Linked DNA regions of Homo sapiens: region 2 is linked to region 1. Evidence: chromatin loops called from intact Hi-C (ENCODE). Cell type or tissue: OCI-LY7. All regions are shown on one strand. Each heading gives the region's core, and the rest is flanking DNA. Links, peaks and the distances in the headings are about the cores only.

What was found. A loop is a pair of places that touch in the nucleus more often than their neighbours do. Peaks named below come from ENCODE experiments on the same cell type or tissue, not always from the same donor. Only the 100,000 strongest peaks of a DNase experiment are listed, where the experiment ranks them.
Region 2: it touches region 1 in a loop (4-fold over the local background); 15 of 110 quality-filtered maps call a loop at or near these places.

The regions. Positions count from the first base shown.
Region 1 is chr6:13,524,146-13,529,521 of GRCh38, forward strand. No RefSeq gene overlaps it. Among named protein-coding and RNA genes, the nearest start is that of GFOD1, 39 kb to the left of the region's middle. RefSeq lists an enhancer at 2,670-2,789. In OCI-LY7, for the core only: CTCF peaks have their summits at 2,835, 3,035, 4,305 and 4,504; DNase peaks (open chromatin) are centred at 866, 2,676, 3,116, 4,306 and 2 weaker places; H3K4me3 peaks cover 1,778 bases; H3K27ac peaks cover 5,000 bases.
Region 2 is chr6:13,395,148-13,400,523 of GRCh38, forward strand. The region is part of intron 1 of GFOD1 (Gfo/Idh/MocA-like oxidoreductase domain containing 1); the gene reads right to left. Among named protein-coding and RNA genes, the nearest start is that of TBC1D7-LOC100130357, 69 kb to the left of the region's middle. In OCI-LY7, for the core only: a CTCF peak has its summit at 2,770; DNase peaks (open chromatin) are centred at 974 and 2,364; H3K4me3 peaks cover 2,838 bases; H3K27ac peaks cover 1,896 bases.

The sequences.
Region 1 (5,376 bases), core at 156-5,155:
ACATCCCATCACCCCATGTCAATCAAGAGAAAGTCACAGAAGAATATGTTTGCCAGAAAAAAAAAAAAAAAGGCAGCAGGAGCTGGTAGGAGAGCCCCGAGATGAAGAAAACTTGTATGAGGGTCATTTAAATGCTGGTAGGATGGCCTTTAGAGGCAGCTGCTTGGAGAGTCTCATAAATGGCCTTTGGGTAGTGGTAGCATTTGCATCAGGCCACAAGGCCCTGCCGCTAGCTGGCCAGGCTCAGGGAGGACTGCGGGCTCTGAGCGTGCTATGGGCCTCAGGCCATGCTGTGGAAAGTCAGCAAGATCACAGAGGAGCTGAGCCAGCAGGATTTTCCAGAAATCACCTAGGGCAAGAAGAACAGAGCAAATTATATGTGGGTGGTTGGAGCCCAGAACCGGAAACTGTAACAGCAAACTTTTTTCTGCACCTCTGTACCAAAAACAGCCGGAGATGTGGACAAGGACCACTTTTGGGAGTGGGGAGCACGATCTATTTAAGCAGCATCCCATATACTGGCTCCTGTAGAGGGAGGCCCACTTAAGAGGAAATGTAAACACAAACATCCTGGGACAGCCTTAGGTGCCCATGCAGTCTAGTGTCGCACTCCCAGGCTGGGCCCTTCAGATAAGCAGTGGTGGTCTCTGTAGCCCCTCAACTCTCCGTCCATTCCAGCCCAGTTGCACTGTCTCTTTTCTCATGGCTGAATATTCCAGTTTAGCCTGAAGTTGCCTCCTTACATAGTTTACATTCAGCTTAAAGGTGTCTCCATACACAGTGAACTGTAACCCAACTAGAGGTATAAACAGATTGTAAATTACTCTAGGAACAAGTAGTGGAGTCTCAGCCAATCACAACAAGCAGCCAGCTGTTCACACCATGTGCAAATAAGGCAGAAGCCAGGCGGTAACCAATCTGGCTGTTTCAGTAGTCACTGTCCCTTTCATTTTTCTGTCCCTAAATCCTCTCCAACCATGCGGAATTGCCAGTTTCTCTAAACCTTTTCTGATTTCGGAGGCTGCCCGATTTGCAAATCACTCTTTGCTTAATTAAACTCTATTAAATTCACCTTGTCTAAAGTTTTTCTTTTCTTTTTTTTTGAGACGGAGTCTTGCTCTGTTGCCCAGGCTGGAGTGCAGTGGCGCAATCTCTGCTCACTGCAACCTCCACCTCCTGGGCACGAGCGATTCTCCTGCCTCAGCCTCCTGAGTAGCTGGGATTACAGGTGCCCACCACCATGCCCGGCTAATGTGGTGGCTCACGTCTCTAACCCCAACACTTTGGGAGGCTGAGGTGGGTGGATCATTTGAGGTCAGGAGTTCAAAACCAGCCTGGCCAACATGGCGCAAGTTTTAACACAGGTCTTCCCCTGCCTTATCCTTCCTTGTCACCCAGGTTTCTAGACATGCCTGCCTCCTAGCCAGGGAGTGCTGGCCTCAGGCTTCTGAAGAGCATCATGCTTCCAGAAAGCTGAAAAATAAATTATACCTCCCTGACACATGCTCACTCCTCCTGCATCACCATGACAAATTCCCTCCAAAATCACCACACTGCCTTTTCTCTTCTCTTCCCCGGATAAAACTACATTCCCCATAATGATTAGACGAGAAACAAACACCCATTTTTCCTTTAGGAAACCCTCCTAACTTATGAACCAGAGCAAAGACCCATGCAGGACAAAAAGGAATCTTCTACAATGTGTAGATCAGATGATCTTCAGTTTGTACTTCATATTTGTGGTTTAGAATTTACAAAGACCAGCTAGGCATGGTGGCTCACACCTATAATTCCAGCACTTTGGGAGGCTGAGGCAGGCAGATCACTTGAGGACAGGGGTTCAACACCAGCCTGTCCAACATGGTGAAACCCCGTCTCTACTAAAAGTACAAAAATTAGCCAGGCGTGGTGGCGGATGCCTGTAATCCTAGCTACTCGGGAGGCTGAGGCAAGAGAATCACTTGAACCCAGTAAGCTGAGATCGTGCTACTGCACTCCAGCCTGGGCGTTGGAGTGAGACCCTGTCTCAAAACAAAACAAATATTTACAAAGACCTTTCCTACACATGATCACATTTTGGTCTGACAACCACTAAGTGAGACAAGCATTACTAATCCCATGTAGATGTTTAGACTCGAAGAGTTTAAGAGTTTAAGTAATAGTTCCAAGGTCACCCATCTACTCAATGGCAGAGCTGGGATTCTAACCTTATCATATAATTCTGAGTAAAACCCTTCCTCCAATAAAATAATAATAAGAACTACCTGTTTTGAGCATTTACTATGTGCCATGCCCTATGCTATGTACTTTACACACTTAAATTTAGTTAACCCTCAGGAAAACCCTATAAGATAAGGTTGTGCTATTATGATGCCCATCTTAGGGATGAGGAAAACTGAGGCACAAGGAGGTTAAGCAATTGCTGAGGTCATGCAGCCATACCACTCTATCCTATAGCTTCCTAAATTTTTGCTAGTCCTACTTCACTGCAAACCGCAAACTCAGGCTAGGAAACAAAATAATAAGCACCCCTATAGAAAATTTGGAAAGTACAGAGTCAACAGTTAAGACCCTGGCAAGAGGGGCTCATTTGCAAGCTCAGACCTAAAACAGCAAGCTGCAGGTGTTGGCTACTAAATCCGTGTAAACAGGCATCACCAACTTATTTTAAGCCTCAGTGAAAAGGTTAGTCACAGTATCAGCCAGAGCCGGGCAGGAAACAGATGGCACACTCCAAATTGCTTAACTGAAAAAAAAAAAAAAAATGTAATGAGGGGACTATTTACGGAAGTGCAGGCAGGATGAAAGGACTGACTCTACCAGGGGCGGTGTGGCACCAGGGGCGGTGTGGCACCAGAGAAAACAAACGCTGGGAGTGGTTACCCCCCTAGCACTGCAGGGGCAAAGGGACAGAATATGGTACCGCAGCCCAGTGACCGCCAGAGCTGGGAGAGGGACTGCTTCCCAGGAGCTGTGGGACAAAGCCACTGCCAGGGCGGCCTTCCTCCCTTCCATCCCCGCCAGGTGCCCCCATTAGCCAGGAATGCCCAGAAGCTGTCAGGCAAAGAGCTTTGGTGAAGCTGTCCCTAGAGATGCATCTCCTGGGCCACACAGTCAGGGTAGAGAGAGGTGGAGAATGAATGGGGATGACCCCTCTCATCCTGACCCTGCCCACACAAGGGCTTTAGCCAAAGCCACACAGCATTTGAGCACTAGTTGCTTCAGCACCAATGTGCTCTGGCTCATGTTTTCTCTAAAAATGCAACTGTGGGCCGGGTGTGGTGGCTCACACCTCTAATCCCAGCACTTTGGGAGGCCGAGGTGGGCGGATCACCTGAGGTGAGGAGTATGAAACCAGCCTGACCAACATGTAGAAACCCCATCTCTACTAAAAATACAAAATTAGCTGGGCGTGGTGGCACATGCCTGTAATTCCAGCTACTCAGAAGGCTGAATCACTTGAACCCGGGAAGCAGAGGTTGCGGTGAGCCAAGATCACGCCATTGCACTCCAGCCTGGGCAACAAGAGCAAAACTCCATCTCAAAAAAAAAAAAGCAACTGTGTTAAGCACACCAAACATTAAAAGGAGCACCAATATCTTTTCCCAGAGGCTGTGCCGTCTTCCCTTTCTTGTGGCATTCAATCAGTGACTGCAGGGCCTTACTGCCTGGCCTCATATATTAAACAGGACTTCCTTCTTGGTTCCTCCACTTTGATAAAGAATGGGTTGGTTCCTCAAAAAATAATCATAGGACTGCCATATGATCCAGCATTCCTACTTCTGGGTATATATCCACAAAAAGTGAAATCAGCGTGTGGAAGAGATATCTGTACCTTTGTGTTCGTTGCAGCATTAGTCACGCAGTAGCCAAGATGTAGAAACAATCTAAGTGCCTATTAGCAGAGGGATGGTTAAACAAAATGGGACACACACACATTATATATATATATATGTATATATGTACATATATACGTATATACATATATATACGTACATATATATGTACATATATATGTGTATATACGTGTATATGTACATATATACACGTATATATGTATTCTTCATTGATAAAAAGGAGGAAATCCTGTTATTTATAACATAGATGAGAACATTATGCTAAATGAAATAAGCCAGACACAGAAAGACAAATATTGCATGACCTCACTTATTTGTGGAATCTAAAAATGTCAAACTCATAGTAGAATGGGGTTTGGGGGGCTGGGAAGTCAGGGGAAATGGGGACATGGTCAAAGGATACAAACCTGAGTTGTAAGAGGAATCAGTTCTGAGGCTCTAATGCACAGCCTGGTGGTTATATTTAATAATCGTGTATTATATACTTGAAATTTGCTAAGAGAGCAAATGGAGTGTTTTCATCACACAAGAAACGAAACAGTAACTATATAAGGTGACATTTGTGTTGATTAACTTGATGCTAGTAGTCATTTCAGAATATATATTTATATCAAATTACCGTGTTGTATGCCTTTAATTTCTATTTTTTATTTGTCAATTATATTTCAATAAAGCCAAGGGAAAGAAATCCCCTCCCCCAAAAGAAAGATGAGTTGAAGCAAGATCTGAGAGCTGTATTTCTCTTCTGCATCTGTCTTTTTACTTTTAGCTTCTCTCACTTTTCTTTTTTTTAAAAAAATGTAATTCAAGAGGAAGGCAGCAACAAAGAGCAAATCAATTTCCAGCCTGGCTGTGCTTACACAGTCCTGGAGCAGACAGTGTGTAGTTGTCAATGTAGGCAGAGGTGACAACTTCTGCACCAACACCTCTGATAGGGAGTTGTGTCTGCCTGCCAAGCATTTAGAGTGGGAAAGGAGGAAAGGAGAGGGCGGGAAACGCACGCACAGCTCAGGCTGTCACCATGGAAGGGGGAGAGGAAGGGCTTTCTCCTGATAATCAGGAAAACAGAGAGAGTAGAGGTAAGCAAGCTTGAAAACAAAAAGCAACCTCCAGGGCCCCAAAACAATACAGGCAATGCAGGGCCTGCTTATGGCCAAACCGTGAGGCCCGCAGCAACCTGGGGCGGCCCTCCCAGCCTGCTGGGCCATTTAGGAGACCCAGAATCTCAAAGCCCAGGTGACAACTGCTTTGTAATGTTTGGGCAGGCGAGGGAGCGGGGCTGACTGGAAGAGGAATTTATATATATAGTTAGCCATAAAAATGGGTTTTATTTAACTTGAATGGGATTGAGGAGGGAGGGCTTTCCTGCTTCCTGTATCACCTGTCAGTCAGCTTCATCTCCCAAGGCACCTTTAACATCAAAATCCTGATACTGTTTGACAAGAACTGCTCTCAAGTGAAGAACGATTTCACAAAATGCCAAATCAGGATGAGAGGCCCATATTTAAAGACTAGCGTG
Region 2 (5,376 bases), core at 276-5,275, 130 kb before region 1:
TGAACAAGGTGACTACATTGCCAGTTCAAAAATACATAGATAAAATTAAAATTTGTATTTAAAAATGAAAAAATTGCCCTCACAATGTCCCTTAGATGGGAAATGGGGGCTAAGGTTTCAGGAGGGAGGGACAGGCTGGATTAAACAAGGAATGGCACATCCATCAGCATGACAGCCATGGCCTTGGCATGGCCATCTCCCAAGAGGCACTGGATCCATGATAAAGAGCCTATAAACCACCCGATAAAACTCATATATCATTCCCTTGCCTCTGATAAGGGGATCTTGTTTTTCCTTTCTTGCAATACAATAGAGATTCATGAATTAGCCAGAAATTCAGATACTGCTGTGTCATGGGCTGGTTGGCTTAGAGGTTGGACAGATGCCAGCCCCTTCCTAGCTGTGTGAGCTCAGATAAGGGAGTTAAGCTCTCGGGGCTCCAGCTTCCTCATCAGTAAAATGTAGACAGCAATATCCTGATGGATCAAATAAAGATAACTTATGTAAAGCAACTGGCTGCCAGTACTCAGTCAGAAATGTTAGCCCTTTTCCACTTGAGATAAAGAGCCCAGAGGCTTTATGAGTTCCCTGGTCTTTGTTCCCACTGAAGAAACTTCCTTGGCATCAACGCTACGGCCACTCCACCGTGCACCAGTTAGTTCCCAGCCATGAGCACAGAAGCTGAGGACCTGACCCTGAGGGTCCCACTCAGGCCGTGGTAGCCCCAGTCCAGGGCACTGAGGCAATTCTAGTCTAGCTGTGCTTTGTTTACTCCGTGGGGGATCTGAGCCTGGGATGAGCAGAGGGCAGGCGGAAGGGGATGCAGGAATGTCATCATTGTATGTCACTATCATCTGCCCTTTCCAAACTTGTAGCTCCGGGTTTTAGAATTTGGAGGCCTGGGGAACGCATTTACATGTTTCATTTGTTTGTTTTTAGTAACCATGTAATCACCCATGTGAACTAAGCTGAGGAACAGTGTCACTTCTGCTTCTACGTAGCTCACTAGAAATCCTCCAAAGAATTATAGCCATCATTTGTTGAGCACCTACTGTTTGCCAGCGACAGTACTAGATGCTTTATCTTCAATCTTCCCTGCAGATCTCTACCTCCCTCTTATGGATCAGAAAATGGAGGCTCTGAAATAGCATATTTAATCTGTGCCAGGTTAACAGAGCTAACAATTGGGTCAGGATTTGAACTTGGCTCTGAGGGGCCATGTGCTTTCCAGTGCACCTCTCAAAGTAAGCGCCACACTGAGTTACAGAGAGCTGTGCCCATAGCATCATCACCTACAGGGCAGGTGGCCTTTTCCTAGGAGTTGGTGCCAAGGATTCTGAGTCCTCCTGTGTGGCAGACTGAATGTCGACATCCCGATCCCCAGAGCCTGTGAATGTTTTCTTATAGAATGGCAAAAGAGACTTTGTAGGTGGGATGAAGTTAAGGATCATGAACTGGGAGGATTATCCTGGATTAGCCAGGTGGGTGGGAGGTAAGCACCACTCTTACAAGAAGGAAGCAGGAGATCAGAATGGGTCATAGGAGCTGTGTCCTGGAAGCAAGAGGTTGGAGGGACTTGAGAAAGGGGTCATGAGCCAAGGTATACAGGCAGCTTCTAGAAGCTGGAAAAGGCAAGGGTATGGATTCTTTCCAGAAGCTTCCAGCAGGAACACGGCCCTGCCAGCACACTGAATTTAGACTTTCTACCTCTACAACTGTGAAGAGAATAATCTGTATTGTTTTAAGCCACTAAATTTGTGACAATTTATTACAACAGCAAGGGAAACTCATATACCTGGGGATGTTTCAAGTCAGAGGAAGGGATATTTACCTCCCAGGAGGAAGGTAGGGCTTCCTGAGTGGTGGTGATCACAGGTGTGCAGTGACCGACACCTTCAGAGCCACAGAGAGGCCAGATGTTGGAAACAGTGCTCAGAGAAGGGACAAGAGCACCCAGAACCTTTGCTTAGGGAGCAGGAGCAGACCCATTGTGGGTGCCCACAGTGGTCTCGAACTCCTGGACTCAAGTGATTGGCCCGCCTCGGCCTCCCAAAGTGCTGGGATTACAGGTGCAAGCCATGGCGCCCAGCAAGACAGATTCTTAATAAAGTAAAACAAAGCCTTACTCTAAAGCCCGGCAATTCCACTCCTAGAAATTTACCAAAGAGAAATGAAAACAAATATCTACACAAAAGATCCAAATGTGAAGCCACCCTCGAAATGAAAAGTGGTGTCCAGCTCAGGCCCCTTGTCTCTCCATCTGAGGACTCGGGCCTGCCGTGAGAAAGTGATCTGCATCTTCACTTTTCACTTCCTCTTTCACCTCCAGGCCCTCTGGCATCTCTGGGGCAGCCTCTGCCATAACCTGGAAGGGTGGAGGCCCAGCCTTGTATCATAAAACCCAGGGGCCGGCCCACTGGGGAGAACAGAAGGCACTGATACCACCTGGGAGGGCAGATATTTGCCTCCACCTGCTTCCACTTTAGAAGCCAATGCAAAACAGGAGAGCAGGGTGGGGAACAGGACAAATATTTGGCCAAGTACCAATTCAGTCTTAGGAATGAGCAGAAGATGGTGATGTCTTGCAGTGGGCATACCCGGAATAACACACAGCCCACGTGGCATTATCCCGGCACATTCTATTACTAACAATTTGAATGGGGGCAGGGGCAAACCTTTGCAAATGAAACATATTTTATATGAAAATAAACACTGTCACATTTGGAACTGAAAACAAATTTTGCATTAATTTTTAAAAGAAGACTTTTCCGACTATGGGCCACATCCCCAGATACTCCCTCTATCTTCCAAAGTATGCATCTTCTTTGCCCTGTCCTTAACTGCTATTGCAGAAGGAAGTCTGAGAAGCTGTGTATAGGGGAAAGTGCAAACCTGGAGCCTCTGCCGCTGGGTTTGACTCCAGGGGCTGCCAGCACGAGCTGTTTCATGTCAGTTACTGTACTATACCGTATATTATGTTATGTACAATGTCAGTTACTGCTCTGAGCCTCGGCTTCCTCATCTTCAAAATGGAAATGAGAACTATTACCTCATAGGGCTGTTCTGAGGATTAAATGAGATCAGGTATGTACATACCTTGCACATTAGTCAGTTATTACTGTTAACAGCATTCACAGACACCTAACTTGGATCTGTTACGAGGCTCACTTCCTTAGCAGGGATCAGGAAAATGCTGATACAAGACCAGGTAGAACCTCCGTTTCGAGTTTATCCTTTTGAAATGTTCCAAATCTTGATTGGTGGTGATTTGAGTGTACGCATTTAGCAAAGCTCATTAAAGTATACACTTACTATCTGCTTATTTCACAGTATGTAAATTTACCTGAATAAAAAATTGTTTCAAAAAAAGTTGCTCCTCTGTCCTTAAACACCTATTTTGTATATTTAACCCAGAATGTGCACCCCAGTGCACAAATGCAGCGTCCAAGGAGCTCACATCGGGTGTTTAGTTTTGATTAATGGGCTTTCCTGGACTCAGAAAGGAGGTAATTTAGGATCCCAGCTGCCTGCAGGCAGAAAGAGGCTCTGTTGAGCCATCAGCACCTCACTGCCGCCTGCTCAGCCTCCCGGGCTTCTCAATAAATGGCGACTCCACTTTCCCTCAGGTCAGGGCTCAGACCAGTCAATGGCCACCACGGGGCAGCATCCCAGAACAGGAGGTAGGGAGGGACATCCAGGGGCTCAGCTGCTTTTGAAAGCTCTCTATTGACAAGGACGCCACAGACACCAGTTGATTTGACTCGTTGTTATTTTTTCTAGCACAAATCATGAGCCAGTTACAGTAACACTGGGCATTTAAAAGGCAGGAGCTAGACAAGCACTTTACTACTTTGGAAAACAGATTTTGTTGTTTTGTTTTGTTCTGAGACAGGGTCTCACTATGTTACCCAGGCTGGAGTGCAGTGGCGCAATCAAAGCTCACTTCAGCCTTAACCTCGCGGACTCAGGTGATTCTCTCACCTCAGCTTCCAGGAGCATACCACCAAGCCTGGATTAATTTTGGTGGTGGGGGAGGGAGGGGTGGCATGTAGGGACAGTTTTTCCATGTTTCCCAGACTGGTCTCGAACTCCTGGACTCAAGTGATTGGCCCGCCTCGGCCTCCCAAAGTTCTGGAATTACAGGTGCAAGCCACGGCACCCAGCAAGACAGATTTTTAATAAAGTAAAACAAAGGCTTACTCTAAAGCCCAGCAATTCCACTCCTAGAAATTTACCAAAGAGAAATGAAAACATATATCTACACAAAAGAACCAAATGTGAATGTTTGTTGCAGTTGTATTTATAATTGCCAAAAACTGGCAATGACTCAACATCCAACAGCAGCTGAATAGATAAATAAATTGTGATACCTTCATAAAATAGAATACTACTCAGCAGTAAAGATAAATGAACTACTGAGACATGCAACAATATGAAGAAATCTCAAAACCGGTATGCGGAGTGAAAAGAAGCCAGAGGCAAAAGGATGCAGACATTCTATTTATCTGCAATTGTAAAACAGGCAAAGTGAGCTATCAGGGCAGAAAGCACAGCAGTGGTTACTGGGGCTGGGACAGGGGCTGAGGCTGGGAGGGTAGAGAATGCACCAAAAAGTCAACTAAGGCAACTATCCGGAATGATTGGAAATTTCCATATCTTGAAATTGCAGTGGCATTGCACAGGTATATACATTTACCAAAACTCACAAAGCTATACATTTAAAATAGGTACATTTTATTGCATGTAAATTACCTCAACAAAAGTAGCAGGGAGAAGGAGAAGGGTGATCTGATGTCTCTGAGGGGTGCTCCCTTTTGGGGAAGCCAATACATCATTTCTTTCTCCTAAGATCCTCCACGTGGTCACACAGTTACTGAGAAGCTGTTTTAATCTATACAACTGTGGGGATTCTGATTTTTTTTTTTTAAGAGGCCTCTGGCCTCCTGATATATTGAAGAGAAAATAAAGACTTCCTGGATGGCAAAAGCTCTAAAATAGACATAGTGCAGGCCAATACACTAAGACATGCAGGACCGGGCAGGGATTCAGCCAGCACACAATGGCAGTCACATTGGGGGTGGGATAAATGTTAAAATATCTATTTATCAGTTAGTAAATAGCCACTGCCCTGAAATGCCTGAATATCTCTCTATTATCCAGGAATCCTCCCCATCTCTCCAAAGCTCAGCAACTTGAAGAGTTGGTGGTTACCACTGCGGAAGCCACCAAGATCCCACTCCAGCTCCTAGGCACCTCTGTGCTGATGGGTTAGTGCCTGGCCATACTCCATAAAAACATATTTCAGATGTCCCATTCCTCCTGTTATGAGGCTCACTTTCTTAGCAGGGATCAGGAAAATGCTGATACAAGACCAGG